Regions from separate parts of the Homo sapiens genome. Here region 1 is linked to region 2. A link is an interaction called in ENCODE POLR2A ChIA-PET data of the cell type or tissue named here. Cell type or tissue: GM12878. All regions are shown on one strand. Links, peaks and the distances in the headings refer to the core of each region. The heading gives the core; the rest is flanking DNA.

The links. ChIA-PET counts read pairs that join two places held together with the same protein. Peaks named below come from ENCODE experiments on the same cell type or tissue, not always from the same donor. Only the 100,000 strongest peaks of a DNase experiment are listed, where the experiment ranks them.
Region 1: POLR2A ChIA-PET joins it to region 2 with 5 read pairs; 3 of 35 experiments call an interaction of 5 or more read pairs at or near these places.

What each region holds. Positions count from the first base shown.
Region 1 is chr5:140,030,979-140,036,352 of GRCh38, forward strand. The region is part of intron 1 of NRG2 (neuregulin 2); the gene reads right to left. Among named protein-coding and RNA genes, the nearest start is that of NRG2, 9.6 kb to the right of the region's middle. In GM12878, for the core only: no CTCF peak of the experiment used is centred there; DNase peaks (open chromatin) are centred at 2,235 and 2,497; H3K4me3 peaks cover 209 bases; H3K27ac peaks cover 2,753 bases.
Region 2 is chr5:139,742,106-139,747,479 of GRCh38, forward strand. It overlaps PSD2-AS1 (PSD2 antisense RNA 1), which reads right to left and starts at 4,118. Exons shown (of 3, transcript NR_105053.2): 1 at 4,089-4,118; 2 at 3,065-3,154. It also overlaps a transcript of PSD2 not described here. RefSeq lists enhancers at 1-403, 404-952, 3,988-4,635 and a silencer at 1,871-2,464. In GM12878, for the core only: no CTCF peak of the experiment used is centred there; a DNase peak (open chromatin) is centred at 3,170; H3K4me3 peaks cover 396 bases; H3K27ac peaks cover 294 bases.

The sequences.
Region 1 (5,374 bases), core at 275-5,274, 290 kb after region 2:
TTCTGGAAAAAAAAACTCCATGTTATGTCCAAAAGAATCCAACCTAAGGGAAACTCAGCCAGATTTACTGGATTTGGTCCCACCCTCATCCTATCCCAGGATTATGCCTACCTCCCCATTAGGCCTGTCAGACCTGAGGTCTAAGGAAGAGTTGGGAATTTTATACCAAAAATTTCTGGAAATTTTCCTGATTCTTGACAATGGGGGCTGAAGAACGGATGTTACATTCAGAGAAGAGCAATTCTATCAGCAGGCCTAAGCAGAAAGGAAGGAAGCCAGGTGGGATGAAGTGGGAGAGGTGAAGCCTCAGGTAAGAGAGGGTCAGAAGTAAAACCCATACAAACAGACTGTGAAAAAGAAACCAACCAACAGTAAGCAGTCTGACAGGCTGTCTTTGGAAGTCCCAGAGTCCTTTAAAAGAAACTCTTCACTTATGGGCCTTGGATTCAGCCTGTAACAACCGGATCCTGTAATGGTCTGAGACTCCTTTCTTTCTTTTAAAAAAATTTTTATTTTCACTATTTTTCCCCTAAAATCAAATCAACCAATAACAATGCTAGAAAAGTTGCCCTGGATGCAGCCTTGCTGTTTTCTCTCATCCAGAGACAGGGATTCAGACATGACAGATCATCTGCTTAATCACTACCTGTTCGATCCTGACTGGTAAATAAACCCTCCTCTCTAAAGCCATACAAAGTAACTCCAGAAAAGAGGCATCAGTGGGGCAGTGCTTAAGAAATCTATTGCTGGTCTAAGCAAGTGCGGCAAGGTGCTGTATTAAGATCATACCTATGGCCAAAGGCACCAGTGGAAGGGACTCAGACTTAAGGATGCTGAGTGCCAGAGCCTTCTGAAAGGTGGTGTCTAACAGTCCTTGGGAACTTGGAGCTGGAGGAGAAGCCCACACCCTACCCAATACTTCAGCCAAGCAGACATGGCAGAAAATGCCTCATTTCAAGGGAATGGTGTAAGAATGAACATGCCAAAGGAGAAACATTAGGAGAAAGGATTGAGCTCCCACCACCCCCTTTCAAAACAAAAACCAGTGATCAAAGGACCAGCACTGGCCTCCAGAAGCCCCCAAATTGTCTACTAGGCAAAAAGGTGCTACTCCTAATTCGTGATCTCAGCTTACTACAGAAAAGGAACCTGGTCATACCTCTTACCTCTGAAGGTATTCAGCCTGAAGCATGAACAGGCCAGATTAAGAGTGTAGCTAGGCATTCCAGTGAGAGACCAGAATAAGGAATATCCAAAAAGCTCAGGTGGCAAGTGAAACTGGTAAATTTTGCAGAATGCCAACTAACCAAAACACAGAAAAAGAACACAAGCCAAAATATTGACATACATGAGGAAAAGTACCTAGAAATCATTCTAAAACTCAATAAAAGAGGACAATTACTTGCAAGAAAATAAAGAAACTATGGACTATTGAGAGAAAAAAAAAATAGAACTGAAACATGACCAAGAAGCAAAATTCCGCCCTCATCAAAATGTCCAAAGGTACTTTCCATGGTTGTCCCTTAGCCTGGGCTGTCATTTGATGAATCTTGAAATGTGTCTAGGAAAAAAGTGGGCAGTAGAGAAAGCAAATGCTCCCACTGCTCCCTTTTTACTTGGCAATACCAGCAATCAAATATTAACTTCACCATATTTTAAATTACTGCCCCTAAAGATCTTACCACCAGGTAAACGAGATAAGATACTGGCCCATCAAAAGATAATTAGCAATGTGTGGCATTAAATGATAAGTGTTATATACATAATATAGGCCACAAATACTAGGACTTTAAGAATAAGAAAAAATAAACACTACTTCTTGAGGTCAGGGGATTGATGGCCAGCCAAGGACCTGAGGGGTAATAATAAACAACAAATATTTAAAGGAAGAACCCCCAAATATATTACTTTCTGTGTTTTCATTTTCTGTAAAACGAAGATAGTGATAGCACTTAATATAATTGTATGGGTATTAAATGAGATCATGCATGTAAAATAATTAGCAGTCTTTGTCCTACAAACACTTAAAGAGTAAGTTTCATACTTTCATCAGGTTTCACATATCAATTAATTATTTAAAATAAAAATAAAATCACACAAACTCAAAAAATGTCACCTGTTACATGATCACATCTCTATTCCTCTGACCTTGGGAAGCCACCAGATATATTACAACTCACTACAGAAACAAGAAAAGGATGAATGATTCAGTGTGAACCCACTCCCAACCCTGGAAACCCCCAAATCAAAGCAGGATGAGTCAAGGACCCTATCTGAAAATAAGGAAGCTTTCAGCCATTTTCCAGGGACTTTCAGCAACTTCTCCTGACAACAGTAAAAATGTAAGATAAGACCTACCGAAGTCAAAGAGCAATCCTGGCAGGACTCCAGAACTTGGTTCACCCCACCAGTATGATGGGAGTTTGAAAGAGACACTGTGAGTATGGGTCTTAGTCCTCCCATTTGTGAAACAGAGAAAAACAGTATCTATCTTCAGTCTTCTCGAAAAATTGACCAGCACGTACCCATGAGCACATCAAGATCTGTGGGCTACTTGGGATCTCCACAGAATGAGCATTCATATCCTGGGACTCACAAGGGTGTCTCCACAATGTGACCACACACATAACCCATTCTCTTCTCACCACCACCTCCACCAGATCCAGCCCAATAACTCTCAAGTTGAAACAAATGGGAATATCTGGGTGAAAAACATAGTTGTTCATAAAACTGTTTCCTCTTGCCTCCCCCTGGTCTGCTTCTGGAACTTAATATTTTCATTTACCTAGTCTTCCTGCTCACATTGGTTAATAATTAACATTTTTCAATCAAGTGATATGTTAATTATTTTACATGCATTATTACATTTAATACTCATAGCAATTCTATAAAGTGCCATCACTATCTTCATTTTACAGGAAACTAAGATGCAGAAAGTAACTTGCCCAATATCACCCAGCTGGAAAATGCAAAAGACGGTTTCCTTTTTTTTTTTTTTGACATGGAGTCTCGCTCTATCACCCAGGCTGCAGTGCAGTGGCGCGATCTTGGCTCACTGCAACCTCTGCCTCCCAAGTTCAAGTGATTCTCCTGCCTCAGCCTCCCCAGTAGCTGGGACTACAGGCCTGTGGCACACCACACCCAGCTAATTTTTTGTATTTTTAATACAGATAGGATTTAACCATGTTAGCCAGGATGGTCTCGATCTCCTGACCTCATGATCCACCTGCCTTGGCCTGCCCAAGTGCTGGGATTACAGGCGTGAGCCACCATGCCCGGCCACAAAAGATGGTTTCTAAACCCGGGTCCATCCAGAGCTCAAGCTCTTAGTCATTACACAGTTTTGGGTCGACTTTTTTTTTTTTTCTGAAGGAAGGGCAGCTATGAAAAACTTTTAGCTAAAATCATACTTAATCATGAAAGTCTGAATGTTTTTCTGCATGAATAGAAAAAGAATGTCTGCTCTTACCACTTCTATTCAACATTGCACTTTGGCAGTCCTAGCCAGTGTAATAAGGCAAGAAAAAGAAACAAATGAGAAACAGATTAGAAAGGAAAATATAAATGTCTTTTTTTCATTGACCACACAATTATGTACATAGAAAATCCCGATTAATATACAAAAAGAAAGTTAATAGAACAAATAAGTGAATGTATTCAGGTCACAACATACAAAGTCAATATATGAAACAAAACAAAACAATGATATTTCTACACACTACAATGAGTAACTGAAAAATGAAATTAAATGAATAATACCATTTATAATAACATGAATAGAATACCATAGCAAAAAAAACCACGAAACTTCCAGCTAAATTTAACGAAATATGTGCAAGACCCATTCACTGAACTACAAAATGTTACTGAGTTACTTTTAACCTAAGCCTTCAAATACTACTTACATAATTAAGAATAATTAATCAGTCTAGCATTCAAGACTGATTAAAATATCACCCTAGGCTGGACGCAGTGGCTCACACCTGTAATCCCAGGACTTTGGGAGGTCAAAGTGGGAAGATCACTTGAGCTCAGGAGTTCAAGACCAGCCTGAGCAACATGACGAAACCCTATCTCTGCAAAGAAAGGAAGACAATATCACCCTAATCTACCTCTCCAGGCTCCTCATTTTCATTCCCCTTTCATTTTGTTTTTTGTTTTTTATTATTCCATAAACATCCCCCCTCTGCTACTGAGAATGCTGCTCTTGCTGCATGAAATAATCAATTGATTCATCTCTATCCCCAAACTACTCTCACCTCAACTATCTCTGATTATTGGAAACCCTTCTCAAACTACTTCTCCAAGAAACTTTCTTTAATCTTCTAACCAGATATTATCTTTCTTTCCTTTTTGACTCTTCTCCTCCTCCCAAAAGCACTATGTTGGCATATTTTACAGTGTTTATCATATTCTAAGTTAAATTACTGTTATATGATTGTAAGCTCATCAATGATGGTGACTGTATCTGATGCAGCTCCTCTAAAGTAACTTGTTCTTTACACAGAATATATATTTAAATATTTGTTGAAGCAAACATTGAAAAGATTGAATTAAAAGAAAGTTATTTTTGTAATAAAACTTTTGGGATACCAAATTGCATCACTGTCACAATAGAATTCATGATGTCCTGACTTTTGCATGGGCTGGACCAGATGTTTAGCCATTTTGTGACCTTCCTCTCATTCAATTCTGAGGAATGTCAATTCAGCTTGGCTTCTGTTAGTTGGATCAATATCAAGATCAAGACCAAGTAAAACATCCCAGCATAAAGGACAAAGACAGATCCTCAGTCTTTATATAACAGATCAGGGAAAGAAGGTGTAAGGGAGCCAGTGTCCTCAGCACAGGGCAGGAAACTGTGAATGATAAACAGAACCACTGTGGATTCTGTTTCTGGGGAGAGAAAAAAAAAAGTAATCTGATCATCACATCTTGGAGGTCTGCGTTGCTTGCAGAATACAGAAACTTTCTACAGTACCTGTGCCTCTGCTGCTCTAGAAACATCTGCAAGGGTAAATGAAATGTTAACCACCAGTCCTGCCCCACACTCAGGAGGCTAGCAGCACAATCAGGTCCTGAACAGAGGCATAGAGCAGAGCTGACAGGCTCCGGAAGTGTCAGGCCTCTGTCCCAGAGAAGGTCCCTGGAGAGGCCATTTGGATCTTCCTGCATATACAAAGTGGGAAGGGAATGTTACTGTAGAATGGAGCTCATATGCCACACTCTCCCAACTAGCCAGAGAAGGAAGGCTCCTTAATTTAACTTCATTTCATAATTATCAAAAACATTATAGCTGATTAGCAGCAATTAATCACACTCCATAAGTGCAAATTTGTCTTTTGACCCCAGACTGGCAAAAGCTTCCTAGCTC
Region 2 (5,374 bases), core at 203-5,202:
CGATGATCAGAGGAAGCTCTCTCCAGGGTATATGTGGGTATGGGGGAGAGGAGTGTGGGTGGGAGCCTGGAGGCCCCTGCTTGATAGCTGTGAGTTCTCCCTCATGAAAGCCTCAGTTTCTTCACCTGTAAAACGGGGCCGTGATGCCTGCTGTGCAGGCCCATGTGACAACGTGCCTTGAAAGCGTGTGGGAAAAGTGCTTTGTGTGTTCAGTGAGCCCTCAAACTGGGCTGACTCTCCTCAAACCACCAGGAGCGAGCTTCCCGGAACAATCTAGCCACCAGCCTTTCCCTGCAGCTGACAGGCTGCGGTCACCACCGCCACCACCACCCTGAATTATTCAAGACCCTCCAGGCCTCAGTGGCAGCCCTTCCCCTCTCCCTGTGCAACCAGGCTGTCAACACCAGACTCTAGGCCTCTGCCAGTGATCTATGGACCTCAGGGCCCCCGAGCTTCAGCCTGCTCAGGTAGGGCCATGAGTGTGATAGGGCGAGGTGTGACTGAGCATGAGAGTGACAGTGAGCATGTGAGAGCAGGAGGGGGTGACAGTGTGAGTGCGTGTGTGAGTGTGGCTGTGAACGTGCATGAGGATGTGTGCAGGTGAGCATCTACATGAGTGCAGGTGTGAGTGTGCCACATTGTGTGTGAATGAGTGTGTGAGTGTATCTGGAGCCTGGGCTCTCCTTAGCTGCGGGGGAGCCGGGCTCAGGGAGGAGCTCCCTCTGGCTCAAGAGAATACAGTGATCTGAGAGCCAAATTCCAGCCTGGAGTGGGAGGGGGTCAGCTCACCTTTGCTTCTACAGTCCCTTAAGGGCTGGTTGGAGTGGGGAAAAAGCAGAGAAGCAGCAGTTTAGGAAAAAAGGTATGTAGTGGTTGGATCATGAAGAGGACTTGGAGTCTGTGGCCCTGTGGGGGCTCAGAACACTGTCAGATTATTTCGGTATGTGTCATTTCCCGGCAAGCTGAGACCCTCAGAAGAGAAGCAGTTGCCTCCCCTTGGTCCCTTTCCTCCTCCTGGGCCTAGGAGAGCTGCGAGCCCCTGTGGGCAAGAGGTGAGGACTGTTCTCTTGGATCTGTGGCCAGGTGGAAGCTCTCCAAAGTCTTGGGGGATGGGGAGGGTATGGAGGCTCACCAGCACCTTGCTGGAGGGCCCTCACCCATAGGCAGGAAGGACAGAGCAGACGTCTCTCTGGTACCCACTCCTACCAACGCACTGACCCTGGAGGGTTACTGCTTCGTGTGGGGTAAGATGGAGAACCTGGGAGGTTGGAAGCTGGTGAGATTTAGGAACTGGGAGCCTGCAGTGTGTGGAGGTTGTGGGGGTGGAATGTGTGTTTGGTGTGAGTGCTGGGGTCTGCGTGTTGGTGTGAGGAGGTGAGAGGCTGTCTGAGTTTGCCTTTGTATCTGTAAGATTGTATGTTTCAATCCCTGTAGGTGTGACTGTTTATGTCTTTTTGTGAGTGAGGACCTGTCTGTGTGATCACATGAGTGTGTACGATCTGTATTTGAGAGTGCATGTGTGTGGAAGCATGCTAATTGTGTGGGAGAGGTGAAAGATGATTGACAGGGAAGGGGCGGAGGGTGGGAGCCCACACTGAGTGCACAGTTTCATCCTTCCTCAGGCTCTGCTTGTCATGGCTGAAATCCCCTGGACTGCATTGGGACCATACTGCTGAGAGTCTGGTTGCTGGGCTTCAGCTGACAGAACATCAGAGCCCCAGGATGGGATAGCCACAAGTTGGGAAGGTGAGGCAGGGTGAGGGGCTTGATGATGGGGAGCAGGCAGAAAGAACAGGCTGCAGAGCTAGGGCTGCTGGAGCCTGATGTCTGGTCCAAGTTCCAGCTCCTCCACTCATGGGGTGAGCTGGGGCAAGTCACTTCACTCTCTGAGCCTCAGTTTCCTCATCAGAACAATGGGCCTGTACACTAAGCATTATCCACCCCAAATCCTAGAAGCCTGCCTTCTCCTCCTGGCTCTGGGAAGTTGACCATTGGAGGCCTGGGACACTGGCCTGTCTGGAGGCTGGGGAAGTATGAGACGACCCCTTCTTCCCTTCCCTGCGCCCAGAAGGCCTGACTTGTCCTACTGCACCCCTCCCATCACAGTGATCTGTGTGGGCTCATAACAACATAAGCTAGACGGTGATCCTGTATCACCTTCCTGCATTCTGGGAGGCTCGGCCTCCAACTCCCAGACCAGGGAATGGTCTCCACTCCTCCAATCCTTCCCAGGTTCAGAAGCAGGAATGGGGGAAGTCCTGCCTGTCCCCTCTCTGACTTTACTTTCCCTTTCTAGAGCAGGGGTATTCTGGGATGGGAGGACTGAGTGTCCCTGCTGCCTGGTCCTCAGAGTTGGCTAGCTCCCCCCATGCCCCTCATTCCCCCGCCTGCTCGCCTGTAGAGCTGTGGCCCGGGCAGCTGTCCGGCTGAGTGGGTTAGCAACACAAGACAGATGGCGAGGGATTATCTCAGCTTCTCAGAGCACGATGGTGGCAGCGGCGGGGGTGGGGGGAAGGCTCTCACACCCTCCCCATGTGTGTGTACACACACACACACAAATGCACACATGCAGCTCCCCGCTCCTGCCCCAGACCCAGCCCAGCCTCCTGCTATTTATGAGGCGGGCAGGAAGACAAGAGGAGAGATGAGATTATGAGAATTGGTGAGAACCGTGGGACTTGGCAATCTTGTCCCTGCCCCACTTGGCTCCCAGACCACAGGCTGAACCAGCTTCTCAGGCCCTTCTTGGACCCTGCCCCTGCTATTGTGATTTCTCTGCAGCTGCCACCACTGGGAATGGTACATTCAGGAGGGCATGGTTTTACAGAGAAGTTTGAGGCCCAGAGATGTGCGAGCTGCACTCAAAGTCACACAGCAAGTTTGGTTCATTAGCAGGGTAAGTTCTGGGGGGTGGCAGGTGGTGGAGTCTCTTAGCTGTCCTGGCACTGGCTGTGGGGTCCTTGGGTCTTCTGCAAACAAGGTGTTTGCCCTAGCACTTGATGCTGCAGCCCAAGGTCCCACAGGGGCATGTCACAAGGCCAGCTGCTGGCACGCAAGTACTCACAGGCACAGCCTCTTGTTCATATACACTGTCAGGCTCTGGGTGAAGGCTATGTAGAGTTGAGTGACAGAGCTGGGTCTCCAGGCTGTGTCACTGTGAAAGAATTGGGGCAGGGTTAGAACCCCACTAGAGTGAATTCTCCTACCTGTCCCTCAATTTGCCACAGGCAGATGGTGGAGGGACTTTCCAGCCTCGGCCACACACTCAGGCCCCCCTACCACCACATTTGCCCATTAACAGCCCCACTCCAAGTCCTGAGTCATCTATGCTGAGTCGCCTGGGGAGGAGTGTGGGCCAGGAGACTGGGCAGGATTTGCGAATGGCAACCCCAGGGGGCCCTTTTCCCAGCATGGGTGGGCGGGGCCGACGCAGTGGGGAAGGCAGGGTGGAGGCCTTCTGAGAGAACTTCTCTGCTCCTAGCTGCCAATGTCCTGACTTCGCCCCCGTCCCCAAGAGTGACTCAGTGTCTGCTGGATGCGGTAGTGCGGGTGCGGGGCAGTGCGGAGCTGCTGCGGGTTGCCCAGTGCCACTCCCTTCAGAGCAAACCCACTTCTTGAGGCCCCGAGGCCCCCGCCTGGGGGTCTCCTGTGTTCACGTGTGCCTGCCCAGGCTGTCAAGTGAAACATGACCTCAGGGTCAGCCTGGCCTGCCTCTGGGGCTGCATTATTTGCGGGGTTTCCAACATGATGGTACCACCCACACTGTCCGGTCACAAACAAGACCGACACCGCCAGGTTTACCTGCTCCTGCCCCCTCAAACCATTGAATCAGCCCCTCTCTTGCTATTGGATGAGAGGGGTTGCCAGGACCAAGCCCCTCCTCCCCACCGCCAAGGTGACCACACGTCTAGGTATCAGGGGTGGTGGGCCCACTGCAGAGCGCTAGGCCGAACTCATCTCCTGGATCCAGGCCAAGCTCCACCTCTCTGTCTCTCCAGACTCAAGTTGGTCATTTGTATCGTGAAAGCTGGACAAAACTATATCTAAGCTCCCCATCTTCCCTCAAAGCTTGGCCTGGGGAGCCCTACATGAAACCTTGGAGCTTCTGAGCCTTCCCCCACCCCCAGCGGGGGGCTTTTCGTTCTGTGAAGGTCTCAAAGTAACATTCTAAAGAGGCACCGTGAGAGCCAATCAGAGAGCCCATGTAAATAACGGCCCGCTGATTGGCTGTCTCCTTCACGCCCTGAACGAAACTTCAACTTCATCAACTCAGCGAAGATTTTTTCCTCTGGCCTCGCGCGCCCTGCAGAAGGCGGGGCTGGGGGGTCACCCGAGCCTTCTCCCTGCCGCAGGCTACCTGGGCCCGCCGAATGGGATCGCGCTGGGACAGGCGGGGGCGAGTGTGCCGCCCTGACCCTGGCCCCGGGGGTGTTATTCTGGTACAGAATCCCCCGCGGGGGAGGCCCGAGAAGTGAGGCACCCCCGCTTCTTTGTAGGACCGCCACAGAACGGGCTGCAGGCCGCGAGTATAGAGCTTGGCTGGGCGGGATCGATATCTGCCCGCTGGACTGATGCGCGAGGGAGGCTGCTAGACAGGCTGGCTTTGCGGCAGTGTGATGGCCGCGCAGCACCCCCTGACCCCCACGGCTCCCCAACCCCGCCATTCCCTTCATCTAGCGCTCCCGGGGAAGCCGAGGCGGGCAAGTGGCGTAGCGATGGAGGGCGCACCCAGGGGCAGCGACGCTCCCTCGCTCTGGCTCCCAGCCCTGGTGGTGGGTGCAGGAGTGAGGGTAGCCCAGGGTCGCACCCTGCTCCCAACCTCGGCTCGTCCCCACCCTCCACGGTCGTCCGCAGCTCGAGGCAGCCTGCATTTCTGCCAGTATCCTGTCCCCTCGCCCGGTCCTTCGCCCTCCTCCCACTTTCATTGTGTGTCTCCTCTCTGGCTCTGAGGTTCCTCCTCCCTCCCTTCTCTCTCTGGGTGTCTCCGTGTCTATCTCCACATCTCCATCTCCATTTCTTTCTCTGCCTGTCTCTGTCTCTAGCTGTCTCTGTCCCTCAGTCTCTGCTCAGGTCTCCGCTCGCCTCTTGCTCATTTTCGTTCCTCTCTTTGTCTGTCTGACTCTCTCTTGTCTCCCCCCCTTCAGTTACCCCCAACCCCCCGCACACACACACACCTCACAGCCCTGTTTACGACATCCCCTGGGCTGGCAGGTGGGCGGGGCTGCAGCAGAGCGGGGGTGAGAGAGGGAGACGCAGCCTCCCCCCCAGCTGTTAACCTTCACGCTTCAGGCCTCTGCGGATGGCAGAGGAGGGGGAAAGCCCAGCTGCCAGCTTGGCGGAGGTGACCGGGCGGGGGCTGGGGGCTGTCCCTCCC